Linked DNA regions of Homo sapiens: region 2 is linked to region 1. A link is a contact called in ENCODE Hi-C data. All regions are on one chromosome and are shown on one strand. Each heading gives the region's core, a stretch centred on a gene start or an enhancer-like site at or near the end of the contact. The rest is flanking DNA. Distances are from core to core; before and after follow the strand shown.

Region 1 (7,971 bases), core at 2,922-5,421:
TACCCTTTCTCTGGCTTCAATCTTCTTGGCCCATCGTGTGGCTGCCCATTTTGTATTGATGTCTGCCTTCTGCCAGGCTTGTCGGACATACTTCTGGTGGGCACTAGAACGAGCCAAGACCACAGATTAAGAAATCAGCTTTGAAGTCACTCATTATCAAAGACACTTTCTTTGTTCCTTGAAAAGCACTCTTCCTGTTACACAACACCTGGTACACTATGTATTTTACTTATTTTTGTGTTCAGTAAGCCAGAATAGGTTATTAACTTCAAGCATATTTTAATCAAAACTGTAATCCAGTCCCTTTTTTTTTTTGAGAGAGGATCTTGCTTGCCACCCAGGCTGGAATGCAATAGTATGATCATGGCTCACTGTAGCCTCAACCTTCTAGGCTCAAGCCATCCTCCTGCCTCAGCCTCCCAAGTAGCTGGGACTACAGGTGCATACCAGCACACCCAGCTAATTTTTATATTTTTTGTAGAGACAGGGTCTTGCTACGTTGCCCAGGCTGGTCTCCAACTCCTGGGCTCAAGCAACCCTCCACCTTGGCCTCCTGAAGTGCTGGGATTACAGGTATGAGCCACTGCACCCAGCCCAGCCCATTTTATGAATTTAAAAACTACCTCTTGACCAGGCGCAGTGGCTCACACCTGTAATCCCAGCACTTTGGGAGGTCAAGATGGGTGGATCACCTGAGGTCAGGAGTTCAAGACCAGGTTGGCCAACATAGTGAAACCCCATCTCTACTAAAAACACAAAAATTAGCTGGGCGTGGTTGCAGGTGCCTATAATCCCAGCTACTTGGGAGCCTGAGGTTGCAGTGAGTCAAGATTGCGTCACTGCACTCTAGCCTGGGTGACAAAGTGAGACTCCGTGTCAAAAGAAAAAAAAAACCCTCAAAAAAAACACAAAAAACCCACCTCTGACTATATATAATTCCACTCGGGCAGTGGACGTGTTGAAAACCATTCTTTTTTTTTTTCTTTTTTTGAGACAGGGTCTTGCTCTGTAACCCAGGATGGAGAATGCACTGGCGCAACGTTGGCTCACTGTGACCTCTGCTTCCTAGGTTCTAGCAATTCTTCTGTTCCATCCACCCAAATAGCTGGGGCTACAGGAGTACACTACCACACTGGGCTAATTTTTGGACTTTTAGTGGAGACGGGGTTGGCTAGGCTGGTCTCAAATTCCTGACCTCAAGTTATCTACCTGCCTTGGCCTCCCAGAGTGCTGAGATTACAGGTATGAGCCACTGCACACATCCGAGCCATTCATTCTCGTAACAAACAAGGTAATTAATATTAACTGTTAGGCTTTTTTTTAAAAAAAAATTTACAGTAACAATTTGTGGCCAAACATCCTAAAAATAAAATCCAGGGTGTCCAGGGATCCAAGGCAGAATTACAAGAGTACCTAGTGAAAAATCTAAGTTACCAAGTATTTTCTACTGCTTTGAACTTTGACAAGTATCCTCAAGCTTCACCCCTAATTGGTATGTCACAGTAGTAGCAGCATGGCTATGTTCACTCGAGGTTGTTCAAGTGGCATGTTTTCAACTACCAGTACTTCAAAATCCATTATGTGTTAATACACGTCCCACAGTGCCTGTAGTGCTCAGCATACAGTAAGTTTTTTTTTTTTTTTTTTTTTTGAAACGGAGTCTCGCTCTGTCACCCAGGCTGGAGTGCAGTGTTGCGATCTCGGCTCACTGCAAGCTCCGCCTCCCGGGCTCACGCCATTCTCCTGCCTCAGCCTCTGAAGTAGCTGGGACTACAGGTGTCCGCCACCATGCCCGGAATATTTTTTTTTTGTATTTTTAGTAGAGACGGGGTTTCACCGTGTTAGCCAGGACGGTCTCCATCTCCTGACCTCGTGATCCACCCGCCTCGGCCTTCCAAAGTGCTGGGATTATAGGCGTGAGCCACCGCGCCCGGCCAACATACAGCAAGTTTTTGACTATTTTTTAAAGCATGCAAAATTACATGTTCCACTGCAACCATCATTGTGGGTTGAATTAACTGTATAGCAACACACTAAAGTGTTTTAATTTTCATGTCAAAAAAGAACTGCTATTCACTGCCTCACTTAAATGTAAGCTAGGGATAAAACCTCTTATATTAAATACTGTGTAACTGACACACACTGAGAGCTTATCTAATGATAGCTAGTAGCAATAAACACAAGACTTAGTATTGTTGTTTACTTTAAGCTAAAAATTTGGCAGAAACCAGAAGAAAAGAAGATGGCAAATCTAAACAAAGGCAAAGCCCTAAACTACCAGGATAGAAAAGTGACCTCAAGGCATTTATTTTATTTATTTATTTTTGAGACAGGGTCTCACTCTGTCATCCAGGCTGGAGTGCAGTGGCATGATCACGGCTCTCTGCAGCCTCGACCTCGCTAAAACGATCCTCCCAACTCAGCACCCCCAAGGCCCCCCTACCTGGGATTACAGGCGCGTGCCACCATGCCCAACGAATTTTTTTTTTATTTTTTGTAGAGATGGGGGTTTTCGCCATGTTGCCCATGCTGGTCTTGAAACTTGGGCTCAAGAGACCCTCCCACCGTGGCCTCCCAAAGTACTGGGATTACAGGCATGAGCTATCACGCGCAGGCAAGACATTTTAAAAGTAAATAATCCCTGTCTACTTCTATGATGCAAATCCCTCTTCAGGATGGCTCTGAATCTTCCGTATTGTTTACTCCAAAACAAACTTTTACTAGCATAAACAAATCTGGGGATGGGAGGGAGGAGTGATTAGTGGACAGTTACCTGTGCGGAAACTTGAGGATGAAATCAGTGAGCTGCATGCACTTGAAAGGCATGGCCTGTCTCCTCACTTGAGTGCAAGGTCCATCGACCAAAGCCTAGAACACAAACATCAAGAACTTCAGTGCAAAATCTAACAGCAATTAAAATGGTCAGATGGTTCTGTAACATTACTTATCCGTTCAGGGCCATCAAACCCACACTACTATTTTAATAAATTGCTCAGAAAAGACAAGGATTGTCCTATCTGGGTTATATATATGTATGTCTTTTGCTCAACACAAACATTTCTCCACATCATTAAATGCTCCTTCTTAAACTATATAGTACCCCATAGAAACCAACCACATGTAATTTACAGGCAACTTTAGGACTCTGATCCCTGCTGATTTATAGTCAGTGGTCAACTCCTTAGTTTGCTTGTTTCAAATACACAGCAGTAAATACAAAAGTGCTTTCTACGTGCTGGATCTGTTCTAAACTCACTTTACGTATAGTAACTCATTTAAAACTAACCAACGTTTCAGCCTATAACTGGCTCTAGCTTAAGTGGCTAATACTGAAATTCAATACTAATAGCTAACTTCAGGCTGTGCTTAAAACCCGTACCATTACCTGTTTCCTCAATGGTAAAATAAAGCGACTACCCATAGCATCCTCATCTTACACAGCCATCGAGACAATTCATTATTGCCATCTGCAGGGCACATGTCCACTGCCATGTTTAGTAAAAAGTTGTGACACTTACCCTGTTCTGATCAATAACATCTACAATCGCGACCAATTTTCCGGCATGAGGTCCAAAGGAGACATAGGCCACCCGGCCAACCTCCACGAAGCGCCTGAACACCTAAAATTGGAGGAGAAAGGACAGTGAAACTTACTTAGAAATACTCGCTACATATGTCACCTTCTGCAGCTAAAGACAACATGGTTAAATTCAGCGAAAAAGAATGCTGCAGGGAACAAACGCCCGAGAGCCAGGCGCCAACCTGGATGGACGAAATCAGCAAACGCCTCAGTAGCTTAAGCCCGGTTCCCAACGCCCGCCAGCTCCCAGGTCCGCAAGGCCCACACGGCAGGACAAGGCTCTCGGACCACGAGCCGCATCAGCCATCCAGCTCCAGCGGCGGAGGCGCGCACGCGTGGCCCAAGGCGCGCCAGGCCTGCCGGGCCCTCCACGCGCTCGCCAGCGGCGAGTCCGGGAAGGGCGCGAGTCCGGGAAGGGCCCGATTCCGCTGCACAGCCGGCCCGGGGACCCTCACCATGCGCTTCCCGGGACCCTCTGGGAGCCGTTTGGCGCCTCAGCTTCCCAGCGGAGGTGGAGGTCGAGCGGCATGGTCGACGGCCCCGGAGCCCGCAACAGTAAGACTCACCATGTTGGCGGCGTTAGGCGAGAAGGAAGAAGACCCGCCCAACCCTGCGCATGTGTAGAAGAACGCACCGCCCCTGCGGTAACGAGTCACCGACGTGAGCACCGATTGGTTGGTGCGTGCGTGCGTGCGTGCGTACGCACGCGCTCGCAAGCTCACTGGGAAAACATGGCGGAGTCGGCTGGCGTTAAGTTGCTTTTTGGCAAAGTTGGGCGGCGAGATTGTTTTTGGTGATTTGGATTAGAAAGCTGCAGGAGGGTCATCGCTTAGTAATTTAGGGTTAAGAGTACAGAAGCTATGTCTTCCGTTGGTCGCATGCCATTTGAGTTCCTTTTTATTTCCTCGAGTTTTATTTGTTGGTTATTCATGGCTAGGTCTGTTCGCTCCTCACGTTCTCTCCTAATCTCAGTAACTTTGTTAACCTTTCATTTTCAAGTAATTCACAGTTACAGAAATATTGCTAAACTAGTACAAATAATTCCCACAAACCCTTCTAGATTCCACAAATGTTAACGTTTTGCATGTGCTATATCATTTGAAAGGAAATTGCCGACATGATGTCCTTCTATCGCTACATTTTTTTTTTTTTAAAGACGGAGTCTCGGTCTGTTGCCCAGGTTGGAGTGCAGTGGCGGGGGCTTGGCTCACCGCAACCTCCGCCTCCCGGGTTCAAGTGATTCTCCAGCCTCAGCCTCCCAAGTAGCCGGGACTACAGGCGCGCGCCACCATGGCCGGCTAATTTTTTTGCATTTTTAGTAGAGACAGGGTTTCACTATGTTGGCCAGGCTGGTCTCGAACTCCTGACCTCGTGATCTGCCTCCCTCAGCTTCCTAAAGTGCTGGGATTACAGGCGTGAGCCGCCGTGCCTGGCGTTACATTCTTTTATAGAGACAGGGTCTCCCTCAGTCGCTCAGGCTGGAGTGCAGTGGCGCGATCATGGTTCCCTGCAGCCTCTAACTTCTGAGTGAAGACGATCCTCTCGTCTCGGCCTTCCAAAGTGTTGGGATTACCGGCGTGAGCCACCATGCCCAGCCTATCTATACGTTCTTAAAATGTGTATTTCCTAACAACAGAGAGATTCTCTTATGTCATCAGTACACTTATCAAAATCAGGAAATTGATATTGCAATAGTACTATTATCTAACCTTCAGTCCTTATTCAAATTTATAAGTTGTTGCTCCTATGTTCCTTGGAGCAAATGGGAAAAAAAATTGTTTTTCCAGGCTCTTGATCTAATGGAGGATTACAAATTGCAATTATTTATCAGGTCTCTAGTCTTTAACTGATAGTTTTAGATTTAACTGTTAAATTTGTAACATGGGTTTGTTGGAGTTTTCCTCATTGGATTCAGATAGTGAATTTTTGGTAGAAATGCTATGTCCTTGGTGCATCACATCAGAATACATTCTCTCTCTCTTCACTCTCTCTCTCTCTATATATATACGCACACACAAACACTTTTTTTTTTCTTTCTTTTTTTGAGATGGACTCTCCCTCTGTCACCCAGGCTGGAGTGCAGTGGTGCGATCTCGGCTCACTGCCACCTCTGCCTCCCAGGTTCAAGCAGTTCTCTGCCTCCCGGGTTCAAGCAGTTCTCTGCCTCATCCTCCCAAGTACCTGGGATTACAGGTGCCTGCCACCACGCCCGGCTAATTTTTGTGTTTTAAGTAGAGACAGGGTTTCACCATTTTGGCCAGGCTAGTCTTGAACTCCTGACCTTGTGATTCACTTGCCTCAGCCTCCCAGAAGTGCTAGGATTACAAACGTGAGCCACTGTGCTTGGCCACACACATATACATTTTTTCGAAGAGATGGGGTCTGGCTGTGTTGCCCAGGCTGGAGTGCAGTAGCTATTCACAGGTCTGATTGTAGCCTGCTACAGCCTTGAACTCATGGGCTCAAGCAGTTCTGCTTCAGCCTCCAGAATAGTTGGGACTACAGGAATACACCACCACACATGGGTTCCCAATATTGTGGTGGTATTTTATTCTTTAGATTTTTACCCAGGCCAGTGCAGAGAGGTGTTACCTTTTATCACTTGATTAAGGTGATGATCTTTGCCATGACAGTTCCCAGATGTATTTCAAGCCTTTCCTCTAAGCTCTATGCCAGCATATCTTCCCTGAGACTGCTCTAGCAGCCTCCTAAATTCTGTCTTTAATCTGTTCTCTGCTCAGCAGTTAGAGGGATCTTTTAAGTAAGTAAATCAGATCACATTATTTCCTGTTTTTAACAGTTCGATTGCTTTTCATAATATTTGGAATAAAATCTCAACTTCTTACTCTGGCCTTGTATCATATGCTTTAATACCCAGATACACCTTATGCCATCCCTCCTTCATTGTGTTGAAGCCACACTGGTCTTGAATGGGCCAAGCTCTCTCCTCCTCCATGACCTTTATACATGGTGTCTCTCTTGCCAGGAATGGTCTACCCATTGTTAATACTCATCGTGTAGCAGTGCCAACTTATCTCTTGTATTTTTTCCTAGATATTTTTCTGAGAGTTAACCAGGCTACCACATAAAAAAAGGTTAAGTCCCCACCCTTCTTTTTCTAGCTCACCTTGTTTCCCTCAGAGTTATCACAATTGCAATTGTTTGACTTGTTTTGCTGCCCACGTAGGTGTTGTTTCGTTCCAGTTAGAATAAGTTCCATGAGGGCAGGACCTTTGCTGTCTTTTCTGTTTTATTTTCTCACCTTAGTCTGGTAAGGGGCTCAATAAATAGGTAGTGAATGAATCAGTCTTTAGGTCTTGTTGTCTTGCTTTATAATTTACAAAGCAAAAGATATGAATGAAGAAGAATGTTCATTTTAGCATTTTTTTTGCTACTATCTCCAAACTGGAAATTACCCAAAGGCCCATAAACAAGAGACTGGATAAATTGTGATAACAATCTATAGCAACGGAGTCTACAGCAACTACATGGAACAATGCGGATGAATTTCATAAATAACACTAACAAATAAGCTGACACAATATATCCTGTATGCTTTTATTTATATCAAATTCAAAACAGGCAAAACTAATCTACAGTTCTTATAAGTAATGATCATATTTACCTTTGGTGCAGGCAGCAGTGGCTAAAGGGGAAAAGGGGAGCTTCTGAGCTGCTGGCCATGTTGTTTCTTCATCTGGTGTTAACTACGGGAGTGTGTTATTATTTTTGTTTTAAATTTTTTTAGAGACGGGTCTTGCTATGTTGCCCAGGCTGATCTGGTACTCCTGGCCTCAAGCCATTCTCCTGCCTAAGCCTCCCGAGTAGCTGGGATTAGGGGCACGGGCCACCCCGCCTGGCTGAAGTGTTTGCTTGTGAAAATTCAGAGCCCTATCCATATGGTTTATGCGTTTTCTCACCAAATGTATGTTAACCTAAAAAGTTTTTTTTTAATGCAGTTTCCTGGCTGTACAACCAGAGAACTTTATTTGCAGGTCTGGTGAGGGGCAAGAATCTGCATATAAAAACAAGCTCTCAAACACACTTTGAACTTCCCCGAACACAATTTGAGAAACACTTTGGGACTCCCCCTACAGTTACAGAATTATTTTCTAAAGTACATTATCTTGTTATATCACTCCTGTTTAAAGTTGATTTTTATCCCCTATCTTACAGGATATAGTCCAAACTCCCTAGTCTGGCATTCAAGGCACTCCAAAATCTTACTCCCAAACACCTTCCTAGCTTTTTTCTCCGACCATTCTGCGTCTCTCATTCCTATTTCCCGCAGCATTTCATGCAGCTTGAGCCCCCTGTTTCCTAAAATGTGCTCCCCACAAGCATCTCGAGATCCCCATCCCAGGCAGCCCCAGGCAGTTTTTAAGTTTCTA
Region 2 (7,971 bases), core at 2,426-4,925, 2.3 Mb after region 1:
CATGAAAGGATGTTCATCATCATTAGTCATTAGGGCAATGCAAATCAAAACCACAATGAGATACCACTTCATAGTCACTAGGATGGTTACACGCAAAAAGACAACAAATTTAGAGAAACAAGAACTCTTATAATTACTAGTAGGAACATAAAATGGTACAGTTACTTTGAAAATCAGTTTGGCAGTTTCTTAAACAGTTGAATTTGTGATATAACCCAGCAATTCCACTCCTGGGTATACATCCAAGAAAAATGAAACATATTCATGGGGTGACTTGATGTGAATACTCAAAGCAGCCTTGTTCCAAACAGCCAAAAAGCAGAAACAATCCAATGCCCATTAACTGGTATCCAATAAAAAGGAACCATGTACTACATGGCAGATGGATGAACCTCAAAAAGCATTATGGAAAGTAAAAGAAGCCAAACACAAAGGACCACATATTATATGATTACATTTACATAAAATGTCCAGAAAGGACAAATCTATAGAGACAGAAAGTATATTTGTGATTGCCTGGGGCTGGGGGTGGGAACAGGGAGTAACTGCAAATGGACATGAGGCATCTTTCTGGAATGATGGAAATGTTCTAAAATTGGATTGTGGTGATGACTGAACAATTATGTAAATTTACTAAAAGATTATTGAATTGTACATTTTAATCAGGTAAATCTTATGGTACGTAAATTATATCTCAAAATTGTTTTTTTAAATGAAAAAATATTTATGCTAAGTGGAAGAAACCAAACATGAAAGACCACATGTTATATGATCCCATTTATATAAATGTCCAAAAAAGGCAAGTCCATAGAGACAAAAAGTAGATTTGTGGTTGTCTAAGGCTGGAGGTGGAAAAAGGGATTAACTCGTAAGAAAGCACAAGAGATCTCACGGGGATGATGGAAATATTCTAAAACTGGATTATGGTGATAGTTGTACGACACAGGGAATTTACTAAAAACCACTAAATGTTACACTTAAAATGGGTGAATTTTATATTAAATTATACCTCAGTAAAGTTGTTTTAAATCTATGAAAGATGGTCAAATCACATTGGAGTTCCTAACCTTTTAAAAACCATGGACCACTTTGTGAATGTGAGGAACACTAACCCTATCCAGAAGACTGAGAGACTCCCTTTTGCCCACTCACAGACATCCTATGGGTCTGAGGACACCAAATTAACAAATCACGAAATCTCTAGCGCCTTTGCAACTCTGAAATTCTCTGCCACCTTAACAGCAAAGGCTTTGAGAATGACTACAACCATCCTCTTCACCCTAGAAAGATGGATACACTACCAGAAAAAAAAAAAAAAAACTCTTCTTTTAAAATGATGATAGGGAACCTCCTCTTTACTTCTCTGACATCATTTTGGAATCTTCCATTTAATCCTTTCCTTCAATATGAAACTCTGACTGGGGGAACCAGAAGCAATCAGTCCAGACCGGGAACTAGCTGTCTTTAGAACCAACGAATACATGTCAAAGACCCAATATGTAGCAAGGACACAGGCCCATGAAGTGGCTTAAGCAAAGATGTGATGTCTTTATTTAGTCCGAGTTGTTTTGTTTTGTTTTTGTTTTTCCTATACGAACCAATATTGCTTTAAGCCCAGATTGTCTTAAAACAAGAGGCAAGTAAAAACAAAAATTATTTCACGAAGTTCTTTTTAAACCCACAGTGAAATAAACACTGACACCCCCAAGGCAGCTAGGAAGTCTTCAGTTGGTCTTTGTTATAAAACTAATTTTAGGGCAGGATGCTGGCAAAGCAGATAATTCGCCTTCCTCCAATACACAGGTGTCTGCTCATGTCCGTTGGATTGAGCCTGTATAGCTAAACATTTTGATTTCCAAGGTCACTGGGTTATTGTTGTCCAACAAATACTCCCCTCATCCCCAGTCCCCAGCCTCCTCCCAATCCCTAGGCTTCTGTGAGAATTACAATCTATGTGCAAGTTTTGGTCTCTGCCAACTGGTATTCCTGGACCCCCTTCAAATCTTTTCACACACCAGCCCAATTTATCGGATCACGTCAAGGCACTATTTGAGGGCCTCCAGTGATACTTAAAATTCCAAAATCTGTACCAAAGCTGAGAAGATCCCTAAGATCTGGCTCCTCCCTTCCCTCTCTATCCTTGCCAGCCTTCCTTCAGGTCCTAAAACAAATCAAGCTCTTCCCTTACTCAAGGCCACTGCATCTCTATATCCCTCTGTAAGGAAAAATCTTCCCGAGGCTCTTAATCCTCACTTCTCATGCTTCAGGGCTCAACTGAAATGTTATCGCCTCAGAAAAAGAATTTTCCTTGAAATCACCCTAAGTAGATCTCCAGGTTATTCTCTATCAGAACATCTTGTTTATCTCCTTCATGGCACTTGCCAAAGCCTCTTCAAATTTTTTTTTTTTTTTTTTTTTTTTTGAGTCAGAGTCAGGGTTTGTCGCCCAGGCTGGAGTGCAGTGGCGCGATCTCAGCTCACTGCAAGCTCCGCCTCCCGGGTTCAAGGATTCTTCTGCCTCAGCCTCCCGAGTAGCTGGGATTACAGGCGCGCACCACCACACCCAACTAATTTTTGTATTTTTAGTAGAGACGGGGTTTCACCATATTGGCCAGGCTGGTCTCGAACCCCCGACCTCGTGATCCGCCCGCCTCGGCCTCCCAAAGTGGTGGGATTACAGGCGTGAGCCACCACGCCCAGCCCTTCTTACTTCTTTTTGTCTTCTTATTTAATGTCTACCTCCCCGACTGGAAAGTCAGTTGGAAGGAGTCGTAAGTTGGGTCTCGGTTGCTCAGCGCGGTTCCTGCAGCTTCACCTGGAGGATCCCCAGTTCGCCCCAGCACGGATGGAGGAAAAACTTAAAGCTCCCTATCTATCCCACAATCCCAGAAATCGATGGCTGTGCCCACTTCAAGATCCCATTTCTCACACAGCCTCGGAAAGGCCTGTCCCACACCTGCACTTTCTTTCTCTACAAGACACATGGGCCGCTCCTGTCCACACATTTGAGAATCCTGTACACAAATCTCTCCTGAGCCCCCTCAAGCCTCACCCCACCCCACGCCACCTCACAGGCGCGCGCCTCAAAACCCCCTTCCCGTCTCACACGCGCTCCTCGACACAAGCGTCCTACAAGCCCCCAGCCCCACAAGCGCCCCACGAATTCCTATGAGGGCTGCGCTCCCCGAGCTCCCGCGGCTCCCCACGTTCCCGTGTCCCCCGCCTCCCAGCGCCGCGCCTCCCCCCTCCGCAGCGCCTGCTCTCACCGATCACCTCCTGCAGCTCGTAATCGTCCCTGTTGATGGACCAGGGCAGGGCGCTCGAGTCCTCGGACATGACGGCGGCAGCGGCTCGCGGTCCTCCCTCAAACTCGCTGACCTCGCTCGTCTCCTCGCCGCGCGTCTCCCCACCCCCAACAGCCGCCGCCGCCGCCGCCGCGCCCCCACCAATCGTCTCGGAACAGCCACGGGTCGGACGGCGCCGGGGCGCGGGGTCACCGCGCGGCAGAGCAGCGGGGGCTCAGAGCTCCGGCGGACCTCGCCTCCTGCTCCTCCGAGTCCGGCACTGCCCGGCCCAGCCCACGTCCTGTCCTCGGCCTCCGCAGCAGCAGCGACAGAAGCTTTGCCTGGGCCCAGCCCCTCTGTCCCGCCCTCCACCCCAGCCCCACGCACGGGCCAAACTTTCCCCTCTTCCTCCACCTGCCGACACGCAGCGCGCTGACGTCACTGCGCTGGTCACGCCCCACCTCGGGCCCGCCTCCGGCCGCCATCTCCAGTGTGGCTGGATGTAAAGTGAGCAAGCTAGAAACCCGAGAAGGTAGGAGTTCGCGGTGAAAGGGAAGAAGTGCTTAGGTAGAGGTTCATCGAAGGCATCGAAAAGCCGTAGGAGAGCCTCAAGTAGCACAGAGGCAGTAGCCACACTAAGCATGGCGACCAAAGGGCAGCAAAGTAGAAGGGGCAGAGCCACTTCTAGCGCCTGGGGCACGCTGCTGTCTCCGTCGTCGCATTCATTGGTTTGTTTGAGAAGGAATCAGAAAAGCAATGGGTGTGGGTAGACGTCAGTCATAAATTGGTCCCGCCTCCAGGCTCTTAGCGCGCTTCTCCGTGTTAGGGCTGCAGCCCTTCAAGAGCTCCGTTACCGCGCTCGTCTTACCACTTCCTCTGGAGTGACGTCACGGCGTAACCGTCACACCCTCGAGACGTGCGAAAGGCTCTACAGGGTGTGGAGAAACCCTGAGGGAGCGGCTGGGTGGGGTAGCCTTTGGGTGTGGACCACTGCCAACTAGGATAAAAGGCCTTGGGCCACTGGTCGGAGTGAAACTGGAAGTTTGCCTGGTGACATTTTTTTCAAGGCGGACGTTCTCTCTAACGCTTGTCGCGGCGCTGTCTCTCGCGGGTCCACCCTGCACTGGGCGGGTTCTGTCCATTCGCAGCTTTAGATCTGAAGCTCAAATAAGCACCTGCCTTGAGGGACTCGGGAGGTTGTCTTTCTTCCCCCCGGACAGGGCTTGGGGTATTAAACAAGTGAGATCGACCCACGGATTTGGGGGTTGTCTCACGGGCGTTGGCTTTTGTCGCCCCCACTGAACAGTTTTCTCAGTTTGACTACGTACGGCCGTTAGAGAAATTAGCGAGCTGAAGACTGAACACGCTTGGTAAATTGGATTTTAAAAAATAATGAGCATCCAACAGGGATAGGGCTAGGTGCGAAACTGTTCTAGGTTGGACACCTTTCAGTCCAACGGCAGTCTTTAAGGAAGAGACCTTAGGCCGGGTGCGGTGGCTCACGCCTGTAATCCCAACACTTTGGGAGGCGGAGGCGGGCGGACCACCTGAGGTCAGGAGTTCGAGACCATCCTGACCAACATGGTGAAACTCCCTCTCTACTAAAATACAGAAAAATCGCTGGGCGTGGTGGCTGGCGCCTGTAATCCCAGCTACTAGGGAGGCTGAAGCAGGAGGCGAAGGTTGCAGTGACCCGAGAGCATGCCACTGCACTCCAGTCTGGGCAACAGACGGAGACACCGTCTCAGAAAAAGGAAGAGACCTTCACCTAGGCCCAGCTGAGACGGAGCAGGGACCCCTTTTAGGGCCTGCAGGCCCTCAACCATGGAAATAAAGGAAAATCTTGAGTTACTTCAAGAGAAATTCCCGGCACTTAGCTAGCCTTGAAAAGTTAATGAACCCCTTGATAAGCAAGAGGGCAGTAATAACTTTAAACATTAGCCAAAGAAACTAAAATAACTGGATGTTTGGTTCCCTATAAAAACTAAAGATAACATCAACACATGTCCCTGAGTTGTTTTTTAGAAACCCAGACCCCCACCAAATGGATCTGCTGGCACATAGACCTCAGAGAATGGGGAGCTAAGGACTGAACTCTGACTGGTGGTTTGTTTTTTCTCTAAGTTTCTTCTTCCTGAAGAAGGTCATGCCCACAAGCTGTAGCTAACATTCTTTTCTACTGATCCGAAATTTTTAGACAAAGCTTCACCTCTTTTATCAATCGCAAATCAGAAAATCTTTGAATCCACCTATGACCTGTGGGCTCCTGCTTGGAGATGTCCCCCCTTTTTAGGTCAAACCAATGTATAACCTCTGTGTATTGATTTATGACTTTACCTGTAACTTCTTCTTTTCCGAAATTACCCCTATCTTTAAGAATGCTTGGCTGGGCGCGGTGGCTCACGCCAGGAAGTTTAGGTCCCCAGTATGTATTTCATAAGTTTATGAAATATGTATTATATATAATGTATATTTATATATATATTAAGCTTGAGCTACACTAATTCTCCCCTCTTGCTAGGCGCCCTGCCTTTCTACTGCAGCAAAACCTCCGTGTGGCAATCTAATGTCACTGCACTGGGCAAGTAGACCTTAGTTTGGTTCTAAAACACCGCCAAGCACTGGAAGCTCTGCGCTGAGCTCTGCTGTGGGAGGTCCAACTGACCATGAAACCAGTCAACTAGAAGCTACTAGCGGGTTTCCACCTAGTTGGTTGGATTGGAGAACGTTTCATGAAGAAGGTAGCATTTGTACCAGATCTTGCAAAGTTAACATGATTTCAACAGGTGCACATTTAGAGGATAGAATAGTCCAGGCTCAGCAAAGGTGCCGCAGTTCCAGAAAGCATAGCACAGGCCTTGCTGTAAGTGGTTTTCAGCCATTACTACTGACAGTTTCTTTACCATATGTTCTGCCTTTTTCTTTTTGCAGGGAGGAGAGGGATGGGGATCAAATGTATCAGAAAGGAGCTAAATCTGATGGTAAGAATTAGCCTCAAGGTTTGTACCAATAGAAAGGTCTACAAACCAGAAATTCTTGGCTTGGGGTTGTTGAGTTGTATGACCCATGGACATACTTCAGTTTTGTTTTTGTTTTGTTTTGTTTTATTTTGTTTTGTTTTTTTCTCCCTGGCACGGTGACTCAAACCTGCAATCCCAGCATTTTGGGAGGCCCAGGCAGGTGGATCACCTGAGGTCAGGAGTTCGAGACCAGCCTGGCCAACAGGGTAAAATCCCATCTCTACTAAAAATACAAAAATTAGCCACGCGTGGTGGCTGGCGCCTGTAATCCCAGCTACTCAGGAGGTTGAGGCAGGAGAATCGCTTGAACCCAGGAGGCAGAGGTTGTAGTGAGCCAAGATCATGCCACTGCACTCCAGCCTTAGCGACAGAGAGTGAGACTCCATCTCAAAAAAGAAAAAAAGAAATTATATATGTATTATATATGAAATATAGACAATATGTATGAAGTATATATACTATATATAAATATATATGAAATATGAAATATATAACATATATGAAACAACATGAAATCTATAATATATATGAAATATATAACATGAAATCTATAATATATATGAAATCTATAATATATATGAAATCTATAATATATGAAATATATAATATATATGAAATATATAATATATGAAATCTATAATATATGAAATATATAATATATATGAAATCTATAATATATGAAATATATAATATATATGAAATCTATAATATATGAAATATATAATATATATGAAATCTATAATATATGAAATATACATAATATATGAAATATATTATGTATATGAAATATACATAATATATGAAATATGTATATGAAATATACATAATATATGAAATATGTATATGAAATTACATAATATATGAAATATGTATATGAAATATACATAATATATGAAATATGTATATGAAATATACATAATATATGAAATATGTATATGAAATATACATAATATATGAAATATGTATATGAAATATACATAATATATGACATATGTATATGAAATATACATAATATATGACATATGTATATGAAATATACATAATATATGACATATGTATATGAAATATACATAATATATGACATATGTATATGAAATATACATAATATATGACATATGTATATGAAATATACATAATATATGACATATGTATATGAAATATACATAATATATGACATATGTATATGAAATATACATAATATATGACATATGTATATGAAATATACATAATATATGACATGTATATGAAATATACATAATATATGACATATGTATATGAAATATACATAATATATGACATATGTATATGAAATATACATAATATATGACATGTATATGAAATATACATAATATATGAACTATATTATGTAAATGAAATATACATAATATATGAACTATATTATGTAAATGAAATATACATAATATATGAACTATATTATGTAAATGAAATATACATAATATATGAACTATATTATGTAAATGAAATATGTATATGAAATATGCATTGTATATGAAATATGTATATGAAATATGCATTGTATATGAAATATGTATATGAAATATGCATTGTATATGAAATATGTATATGAAATATGCATAGTATATGAAATATGTATATGAAATATACATGAAATATACATGAAATATACATGAAATATATACATGAAAT

The links. A loop is a pair of places that touch in the nucleus more often than their neighbours do. Pooled maps may share reads with other maps.
Region 2: a loop to region 1 is called in a map of CD8-positive, alpha-beta T cell, with 7 times the contacts of the local background. The contact joins the promoter of OXSR1 here to the promoter of RPL14 in region 1. A Hi-C loop is called at or near these places in 3 of 168 maps with a recorded cell type or tissue (CD8-positive, alpha-beta T cell and naive thymus-derived CD4-positive, alpha-beta T cell) and 15 of 50 pooled maps.

The regions. Positions count from the first base shown.
Region 1 is chr3:40,453,539-40,461,509 of GRCh38, reverse strand. RPL14 (ribosomal protein L14) reads right to left here and starts at 4,171. Exons shown (of 6, transcript NM_001034996.3): 1 at 4,036-4,171; 2 at 3,519-3,620; 3 at 2,774-2,868; 4 at 4-103. The coding sequence starts at 4,038. RefSeq lists silencers at 2,378-2,672, 3,886-3,935 and an enhancer at 4,078-4,372.
Region 2 is chr3:38,161,241-38,169,211 of GRCh38, reverse strand. OXSR1 (oxidative stress responsive kinase 1) reads right to left here and starts at 3,675. Exons shown (of 18, transcript NM_005109.3): 1 at 3,266-3,675. The coding sequence starts at 3,335. It overlaps LOC101928234 (a long non-coding RNA gene), which reads left to right and starts at 3,736. Exons shown (of 5, transcript XR_940733.2): 1 at 3,736-3,815; 2 at 6,215-6,264. RefSeq lists silencers at 3,181-3,230, 3,281-3,670 and enhancers at 2,902-3,517, 3,911-4,010, 4,281-4,410, 4,561-4,640, 3,801-5,000.